Regions from separate parts of the Homo sapiens genome. Here region 2 is linked to region 1. Evidence: chromatin contacts called from ENCODE Hi-C data. All regions are on one chromosome and are shown on one strand. The core of a region is the stretch at or near the end of the contact, and the rest is flanking DNA. Distances in the headings are between cores, read along the strand shown.

Region 1 (4,945 bases), core at 539-3,038:
TCATTTTGGGTCACTGGCTCCCAGTCATGATTCCTCATCATTTCCTGCCTTCTTGACCTTCTCAGTTGAGCAGTTCTTGTACCGAACTCACCTCAGTTCTGTTTGATTTTTATGTCTTCTAAGATTTAGAGTCTTTCCTAAGGCTGCCTGTGTATCAAAGCTCAACTTACCCTTTCTTTTGTGGTACGGGGATTTTTATTTCCATGATAATGCTGAGCCTGAACAATTGTTCCCAAGTTAGGATGGGTAAGACTGAAGGTGATTTTATCCTATGGTTTTAATCTTTGGATCACACCTGTCTTTTCAAGGTGAAGCACAGAAATATATTCTAGGGAGCTGTTGATGAAATCACTGAGGCTGGAGCTGGCTAATTTTTAAGTAAATTGTAATAACTATTGGCAATTATTCTGATAATCTCTCTTTGAAAACAAAAGCTCTGGGCAGCATGACAAGTATCTTGGAGTACCATCCTACTGACAACAACATAATTATTATTATAGCTGTTATTATTCCCCAGAAGTTTATTTGCAAACTTTAAATGGCAGGTAGTTTTAATCTGGTTTGCTGCCAGATACCGGGTGTCCCTCCCTCTGTCTTGGTTAACAATGCCTATAAACATCACCTGGAAATAAGTCTGCCTTGCTTGGACCATTTCTGTGATACAAAGTGGTAAAAGATGATGAAACATCAGGGGATTTAACTATATCAACATGATTGGCATTGCTGCTGGTGCTATTATTACCATGAATATAGGGTCTTATATGGGAAAGACACTATAAGCTCATCGCATTAAGACAAGACTTCTTGTCTTCCCAAGGAAACAGCAAGGCAAACCATTTCAGAGATTATGACATTAAGGACCTGAGAGGTCATGTGATTTGATGAAGGTCATCAGTAAGTGGTGGAACCATGATTTTTTTTTTTTTTTTTTTTTTTTTTTTGAGACAGGATCTTGCTCTGTCACTCAGGCTGGAGTGGAGTGGCATGATCACATCTCACTGCAACCTCTAACAGCTGATCTCAAGTCAGCCCCCTCCTCAGCCTCCTGAGAAGCTAGGACTACAGGCATGTACCAGCACACTTGGCTAAGATTTTTATTTTGTGTAGAGATGGGGGTCTCAATATGTTGCCCAGGCTGGTGGAACCATGATTCTGATGTGCACTTTCCTGACCCAGAACCCCAACACATTATCCAACTCAGGCTTCCATGGAGTAACCACAAACTTGCTCTTGGTGTCATCCCACCTTTGAAAGGAATTCAATCGACTCTGAAATGCTGAGGGCATTCAGCATCTGACAAATCCGAGTGTTAAGGAAAGGTACCTCTAATTCCTGGTTTGGAGCCACCATGAAGCTGTGGGGACCTATGAATCGGCGTCTTCTCTTCTTCCTAACCACAACTATGCATATTGGAAGCTCCAATACCTCCACACTGTGCTGCCTCAGCACACAGCTGTGGGATGTCTTCCAGAGAAGACGTTTATTTTCACTGACCCATCCTCTCCCACGCTTTAGTTTTATTTTTTTTTAAATGGGTCAAAGTGTGAACAATCATCATCCACATGAAATCTTCCAGCTGCTTCTGGAGCTGTTTGGAGACCAACGTCTGAAAGCCAACTCTTCAATCATTTCTCAGAGGGAAGAGCCCTGGGGACAAGGCCAGGGCTAAGAGGGACGAGAGAGCCAGGAAAGTCCAGGCCAAGGGTGCCTCTTGAACCTTGTGGCTGAGGGGAGCAGGCTGTTGGGATGATCAGCAGACATGGAAAGTCCTTCCAGCTCTACCCCTGTGTATTTCCCAGCGAATGCTCTCGGATTTTAGGACTTACCTCCTAAAATTTTCACTTGGTCTAAAGCAAAAGGCCCCAGGCTTTCTGTCAGGAGCTGCAACTTTTCATCTGATGAGGAGGTAATGAGATTTGCTGAATTCTGGCTATGGGGTTCTGTGTTAAATACTTTTTTTAATCTTTTTTTTTTTTGAGACAAACTTCACATAACATAAAATTCACCATTTTAATTATTTTGAAGAGTACAATTTGGTGGTTTCCAGACCACAATGTGCAACCATCATCACTATCCATGTTCAGAATATTTCCAGCACATCATCTCACAGAATCCCATCAACACTACTATGAGGTAAGAATTCTTGTTTGCATTTTACAGATGAAGAGATGGCACATCAGAGAAAAGTGACAAAGGTGGCAAAGGTGTGGAGTGGTGCGACTGGCATTTCCATTCCAGAGTGCATCACTTCAAACCTTACATTCCTGAGGCTGTTCGTCGAAGGCTTCTCACAGTAAGCTTTCTTGATATGTGGAGGGGCTTAGGTGCAACAAGAGGCTGTGCTTTACTTCTCCGAAGGAACACAGAAAAGCAGATGGGGGAGAAACAGTTGGTGGCATCAAGCTTTTAAACCTACCAAGAAAAAATGAGAAAGCTACCAGGAGATTGCAATCTGTAAATTAGGAAGCGTTGTGTTGGGGGGGTGGGTGGTAGCAGGTGGAGGTTTATGACTTTGATGCAAATGGAGCAGTGGGTATAAATAAAAAAACAAACAAAAAAAGAGTGTGAGTTTCCACCAGAAAGCCTACATGTACGTCCATATGTGGATCAGTATCTCACCAGTCCTATTTCAGGCATTTCTCTGCAGAACTCTTGTCATTTCTCTGACGGATGAAGGTATACTATGCTCTTAGCCAGTTATCAGCAGGTGAGCTAAGCAGCTCGTGTAATGCAGGGCCAGGGTTAGTATAGGTGGGAGCTGTTAGTGAGGAAGAATGGGTACAAGAGTGAGGAGAGTCATTCTGGACAGGTGATCACACAGCGTTAGAGGACATGAACTCAGGTGGTAAAGGCAGGCAGCAGGTTCCTTTGGGCAAAACCCAAAGATGGAGAGTTGTGATCTCTTGCATTAGAGATGGATTCAGGCAGAATACTGGAAGGGAAGCGAGACTGGGACCCCTGAGGCCACACCTACAGCTTTTATTCTTGGAGCAGCAAGCAGCAGGCTTTCCTAATTCATTTTTTTTCTCTCTCTCTTGCAGTCTAAACTGCAGTTCATTTATTGCAGAGCCCTGTTCACATGGGTTCTCAGAGACATTTTCATTCTCGCTTCTCACCACGCTGGAGATGAGAACTAGATGTGGTTTTCTAGATACAGTCTACATTTCCCTTTGAATCTGGAAGTCCGGCTTCAAGGTCAAGTATAGCTTCTTTCTTCTCATTGTTGGTCAGTGAGTTCCCTGGGATTCTCTTCCTTTCAGTTTATGTTGGTCTGAGTGTTTGGAGTTTGCAGCTGAGCCCCTCCACCTGAACCCTCAAGCCTCCCCTGTCAGTTTCCTCAGTGACGCACTTCAATTACACATACCCCCTTTGAATCCCTCACTTTCTAAAACTGCTGAAGTCTCTTCATAAAACAAAATATTTTAAAACATTTCCTTGAAGAATCAACAGAATACAAAGTTGATTCTCCCCCAAATTAATCTGTAGGTTTAATACAATTCCTATTAAAATCTCAGCAAGGTTTTTTGTAGACATAGACAAGCTTATTCTAAAATCCATATGGAAAGGCAAAAGACATAGAACAGATAAAGCAACTGTGAAAAAAAAAAGGGTAAAGGAGTCATCCTGTCTGGTGTTAAGGCTATTCTATGGCAATAATAATCAAGGCAGACTGGTATTGGCAGAGAGAAGGGCACAGGCCAGTAGCACAGAATGGGGAACCCAGATATAAACCTATACAAATACACCCAACTGATTTTTGACAAAAGCACAAAAGGGTAGCCTTGCCTAAAAATGGTCCAAATGGGCCAGGTGCGGTGGCTCACACCTGTAATCCCAGCACTTTGGGAGCCCGAGGCGGGTGGATCACCTGAGGTCAGGAGTTCGAGACCAGCCTGACCAATATGGTGAAACCCCGTCTCAAAAAACGAGCAAACAAACAAAAATAGCCAGGTGTGGTGGTGAGCACCTGTAATCCCAGCAACTCGGGAGGCTGAGACAGAGGAATCACTTAAACCTGGGAGGCAGAGGTTGCTGTGAGCTGAGATCATGCCACTGCACTCCAGTCTGGGTGACAGAGCGAGTTTCCGTCTGAAAAAGAAAAAAAACAAAAGAGTCCAAATGTAGCATTTGGACATCCACAGGCAAAACAATAACAACATCAACTAAATCTGGACTTTAAACTCACAACTTGTGCAATTATCAATTTAAAATAGATCACAAACTTAAATAAAATATGTAAACCTATAAAACTTTTGGAAAAAAAGGAAAAACAAGATAAAATCATTAAAATCTGGAGTTAGACAAAAATGTTTTAGACTTGATACTAAAGGCAAAAGCCATAAAAGAAAAATAGGATAAATTGGCTGTTGTCAAAATTTTAAAAATTTGCTCTTTGAAATACCCTATCAAGAGGATGAAAAAACAAGCTACACACTCTGAGAAAGTATTGGCGAACCGTGTATCTGGAAAAGGATTAGTATCTAGAATATATAAAAATCTCTTGAAACTCAAGAGAACAAAAAACTAATAAAACGTTCAAATTAGAAAATGGACAAAATACATTTAGAGCCATTTCACCAAAGATATAAGCAAATAATGGCAGATAAGCACACGAAAAGATGTTCCTCACTAGCTGTTATAGAAACTCAAATTAAAACCATGATGAGATATCATTACATACCTATTAGAATGGCAATAATAAAAATAGAGAAAACACCAAATGCTGAAAATCTGGAGGAGCAACTGAATCACTCATCCATTGTTAGTGGGCATGTGAGATGGTACCACCACTCTGGGTAACAGTTTGGCAGTTTCCCATAAAACTAGATATACAACTACTTTATAACTCAGGAGTCACAGATGGCATTTATCCTAGAAAAATGAAAACTTAAGTTTATATAAAAACCTGTACATAAATGTTCATAGTAGCTTTATTCATACTAGG
Region 2 (4,726 bases), core at 1,647-4,146, 1.1 Mb before region 1:
CTAGCTCTGGGAGGGGCAGTCTCTCCAGGATCAAGGCCCCAAATGCCGGAGCATCAGGAATACAGAAAATAAGAAAATGCAGTCAATACAGGGCATGAATCTTGTCCGGGGAAGCTCTCAGCCAATGAGGGCTGGGAGCTGGTGGATGAATGCTCCAGGCTCTTGGCCTTTAGGGGACTGATTCTGGGGACTTCATGCTGCTTGTCAGGAGGTCCCAGCTGCACTGAGCCTCTGTTGCCCAAAGCATTGATGACCGCAACACAACTTTTAATGATCTTACTCCTCCCTATGCCATTTTCCCTCAATCCTTCACTCTTGCTGTCTGGGAACCTCTCCCAAATAAACAACCTGCACTCCAGTCTTATCTCAGGCTGTGCCTTCTGGGAACCCCACATAAGCCACCTGACCCCTGCTGCCTTAGAGCTTTACACTAGGCTCGGGAAAAGCTTCCTGGAGAAGAAACCATTTTTCTTGCTGCTGAAGAAAGACTCATTGTGTCATGGGTGAAAGGGGTAGGGGGAGAGCAGTCGAGGCAGAGCGAGCCACACATGCAAAGGGCCTGAGGCTGGTGGGAGGAGCATGGCCTGTTCCAGGAAGGTGTCAGGGGCTCCCCAGACCCCCGTCCCCACAGATCCAAGTTCCCAGCATGCCTTGCACCAAGGTCCAGCCATTTACAAAGAAAGAGCGAGTCCATCTGAGTGTTGACACATTCAGCGGCTCAGGTAATGTGTTTATTTTTATTTTTATTTTTGAGACAGAGTCTTGCTTTATCACCCAGGCTGGAATGCAGTAGCACCATGTTGGCTCACTGCAACCTCCGCCTCCCGGGTTGAAGCAATTCTCATGCCTAAGCCTCCCAGAAAGCTGGGACTACAGGCATGCACCACCACGTCCGGCTAATTTTTGTATTTTTAGTAGAGATGAGGTTTTGCCGTGTTGGCCAGGCTGGTCTCGAACTCCTGGCCTCAAGCAACCTGCCTGTCATGGATTGGACATGTGAGTCACCAAGCCTGGCCTCAGGTAATGTGTTTTAATAAGCAGCTGTTTGGTGTCCTTCTCCAGGGTAGTGGTAATGGCAGGGAACAATGAGACTGATGGGGTGTGTGTGAATGGCACCCTTCTTGCCTTTCTCCATCCCAAGGTTTTATCAAGATTCATCCCTCTCTTGGTCCTGGGGTTGCAGGGCCTGACCGGCACAGAGGAATCTCTGTGTAGTTTCCAACACCACTCATTCACAAAGGGGAAACTGAATCCCGTGTTAATCTTTCCACTTCAAAGATGATTCCAGGTGAATGTGGGAGCCCAGTCTCAGAGACGCCCCTCTCCTTCTGGCTCTGGTTCCCCTCCCTCCCCTGTAGCCTGCCCACTGAACTGGGCCTCTGGGCTCAGCTCTGCAGTCTGCAGGCCACCGGGAGGAGGTGCGCAGAGATCTGGACGGGTTTACAACAGCTTGACTGGAAAACTTGGGGATTTCAGATCTCAGCTAAGAGGAAGTCTCTGGAATGCACAGACCCTAGCCCCCTTGTCTTTGGGGCCAGGCACAAAAATCAGGAGTTCAGTGAAGTTTCTGTCCTTGCATTTCTTCCAAGGGTGGGGCTCGAGAGAAGGGAGGGCCAGAGCTGAATCTGAAGCCACAGTGAGTCACTGTGCCACGGGCATCTTCTGAGGCTTGGAGAAGTCACCTAGACAGGCATAAGCTCCATGATGCATTCTTCTCCAAAACCTGCTTACCTCTACCCTGGTGGACCCATCCCCAGGCCAGCAGAGATAGAGAGGCCTGGGTGCATGGGATGGGGTGGGGCGGGCAGAACTCCTCTCCCTCCATTCAGCTGCCCAAACCTTGGCCTGGGCAGCTCCCTGTGTGTGAGCCCAGTCTGGGGCTCCCCGCCTCACTGCCTCATCCTGATGCCAGGCTCTGGAAAGGAGCTGGGAGACTTCTAATAAGGCTTCCTAGACCCCTCACACAAAATGGAGGCAGACGCGCTCCAGCACTGCCTTGTCTTAGAAGTAAATTTTCTCTTTCTGCCCCCTCTCATTCCTTTTCTCCCCTTTTCTCTTTTGCAATCAAGGCTGCCTGGGTTAAAATCCTAGCTTCCCCTCTACCTGTGTGGTTTTGGGTGAGTTCCTTAATCTCTCTCTGTGTCTCAGTTACCTCGCCCAGGAGGGGATAATAATCGGTCTGAGGTGAGGACTAACGCCTGAGAAGTGCTTAGATCCAGGGAAGCCAGGATGGGAAGGTGTGAGCTGTTACTAGGGTGGGCAGTGCAGACGGCAGGGGCTGTCCTTTTGGAATCCTAAATTTCACACAGAAAAAGGACATGGCTTCCGCTGCCTGAGTTTGAACTAAAGTCCGATGAGGAGAGGGGTCACACTGGAATTGCTAATTACACATTTAGGGGAAGATAAGTGTCTATCCTCTTTAGGCGGTGGGGTGACAGCAGCGGGCACCCTGCTGTCCGCTTTTAAATACATACAGATGGGATACCTCGTTTGCCCAGGCCAGACGCCAGGTGGCAGCCATTTCGGAGCGCTAGGGACGGGGCGGGCTGTCTGGGAACCCGGGGGCCACGCAGCGGGCAGGCAACCTTCTGCTCCAGGAAGGCGTGGAGACGCGGCCGCTGCGTGCAGGACTCCCGTAGCCGCCAGGGGGCGCTGTGGCCACGCGGCCGCCGCCGGCCTCCCAGCGAACCCGGACCCTGCGCTGCGCTCCCGGTTCGGCGCTGCCACCCCCAGCCCAGCCCTGGCGGCCCGCTCACAGGCCCCGCGGGGAGCACCCGGTCTCCTGCCGAGCGTGGGGACCCAGCTGAGATCCGCTGCCCCTCTGGCCTCAGTTTGCGCTTCTGCAAAGTGGCACCGCCTGCCGCCCGCGTGGCAGCTCCTCAGCTCGAGGCCTTCAGGTTTCTCTTCTCAGTCACTGGGCCCTGAACTCGGTGCCGCACTCAGCCAGATCCCGGCTGAGATCCCTCTGATCTCAGCACCAGAGAAGGCTGCTTTCCTCCCTCCCTCCTTCATTTTCTCCCCTTCCTCTCCCTCCATTTTTCCTTTCTTCCACCCTCTCCTTTCTCTCTTCGTTTCCCTCTCCTCTGCTTCTCCCTCCCTCCCTCCCGTCCTCCCTTCCTTCTTTTCTTCCTTTCTCCCTCCCTCCCTCCTTCCTGGGGCCTTACCTCCCCCCTCCCTCTCTCTCTCCCTCCCCTCCCTCCTCGTCTCTCTTCTTCCCTCCCTCCCTCCTTCCTGCTTTCCGTTCTTCCTGGGGCTCTCCCTCCCCCTGCTTCCCTGTCTCCCTCCCTTCCTCTTCTCTCCCTCCCTCCCTGTCTCCCCTCCCTCCCTCTCTCTAACTGCTGGTTCAGCAGAGGACTCTTGGTTTGATTCCGGGTCTCCCCTCCGCAGAGGGGACCTGCTTTCCTGTGCAGTGCAGGGTCTATCCTGCTGCCCCCAGCCCCCTCCCTCCCTCCCTCCCTCCCTCCAGGCATCTTTGACTTGATTGTTGGAACCCTGAACTCACCTTGGGCCGCAGGCCGCAAGTTGGACAAACTTGTTCTAGTGTGCTGTCAACAATGAGAGGGTCATTTCCAACTGGAGGGTGACAGATCACACAGAAATTCGGGCCTCCCCGTAACCCGAGTCCTGAGCAGGGAGTACCCTCTGGAAATACCAGCTAACACCATGTCTCCATGAAACTGACCAAGGAGTGAAAATCATTTCTTTCTGAAAGGGACGCTACACATTCATCCTTTTAAAGGCAGGGATAAAATATGGAAAGGGTCTAAAAGTGCTGCATCTCTCTGCCTCCTTGACCCCAGCCTCCCAGTTCCTCTTCCTGCAGGCAGCAATTGGTACAAGCTTCCTACATAGCTTTCCAGATACTCTGTGCAGAGAAAAACGTGTCAGGCCATATGTCTCCTTTAGAAAATATAGCACCGTAGACAGGCTGCTCTATACCTTGCTTTTGACTTAAAATATATTTTAAAAATGTATCTTAGAGACTGTTCAATATCACAATATGAGGTTGATCTATCTCTAGCTGAGTGGTGAAGAGGATGTCTCTGGGAGCACTACCTGAGCTTGAACTTGGGTCCTTCTCTTCCTGGCTGGTGACCCTGAGCAAATTACCTAACCCTTCTGTGCTTCTGTTTCCTCATTAAAAATATTAATACTATGTATTTCTTGAGGTCATTGTGAGCATTCAAGGACATAAACATTCTGCACAGGGCCTGGCACATGGCACATGCTCAATAAATGTTGGTTATTAGGATCCCACCTTGTTTACTTTATTTTTTCTTTTTGTTTTGAGACGGAGTCTCGCTCTTGTTGCCCAGGCTGGAGTGCAGTGGTGTGATCTCGGCTCACTGCAACCTCCGCCTCCCCAGCTGAAGTGATTCTCCTGCCTCAGCCTCCCAAGTAGCTGGGATTACAGACACCCACCACCATGCCCGGCTAATTTTTGTATTTTTAGTAGAGACGGGGTTTCACCATATTGGTCAGGTTGGCCTCGAACTCCTCACCTTAGGTGATCTGCCTGCCTCAGCCTCCCAAGGTGCTGGGATTACAGGCATGAGCCACCATGCTCTGCCATTTACTTTAATTTTTAAAAATCATGATTTAAACAGGAAATACTGTGCCCTGTAGTGACAGTTGCAAATGTAAGCTTTGGAGACCATCCTGTATGCTGGCTTCACCACTTGCCAGCTGTGTGTCTTTGAACAAGTCGTTTTTCAACCTCTCTGGG

What was found. A loop is a pair of places that touch in the nucleus more often than their neighbours do. Pooled maps may share reads with other maps.
Region 2: a loop to region 1 is called in a pooled map, with 3 times the contacts of the local background. The contact joins the enhancer-like site here to the promoter of LINC02126 in region 1. A Hi-C loop is called at or near these places in 1 of 168 maps with a recorded cell type or tissue (IMR-90) and 7 of 50 pooled maps.

Annotation. Positions count from the first base shown.
Region 1 is chr16:65,173,416-65,178,360 of GRCh38, reverse strand. It overlaps LINC02126 (long intergenic non-protein coding RNA 2126), which reads left to right and starts at 1,788. Exons shown (of 4, transcript NR_110918.1): 1 at 1,788-1,906; 2 at 2,161-2,293; 3 at 3,042-3,195.
Region 2 is chr16:66,268,526-66,273,251 of GRCh38, reverse strand. No RefSeq gene overlaps it. Among named protein-coding and RNA genes, the nearest start is that of CDH5, 96 kb to the left of the region's middle. Within about 2 kb of position 2,896, at least 11 of the 41 ENCODE cell types and tissues checked have a DNase peak (open chromatin) inside an H3K27ac peak, as active enhancers do.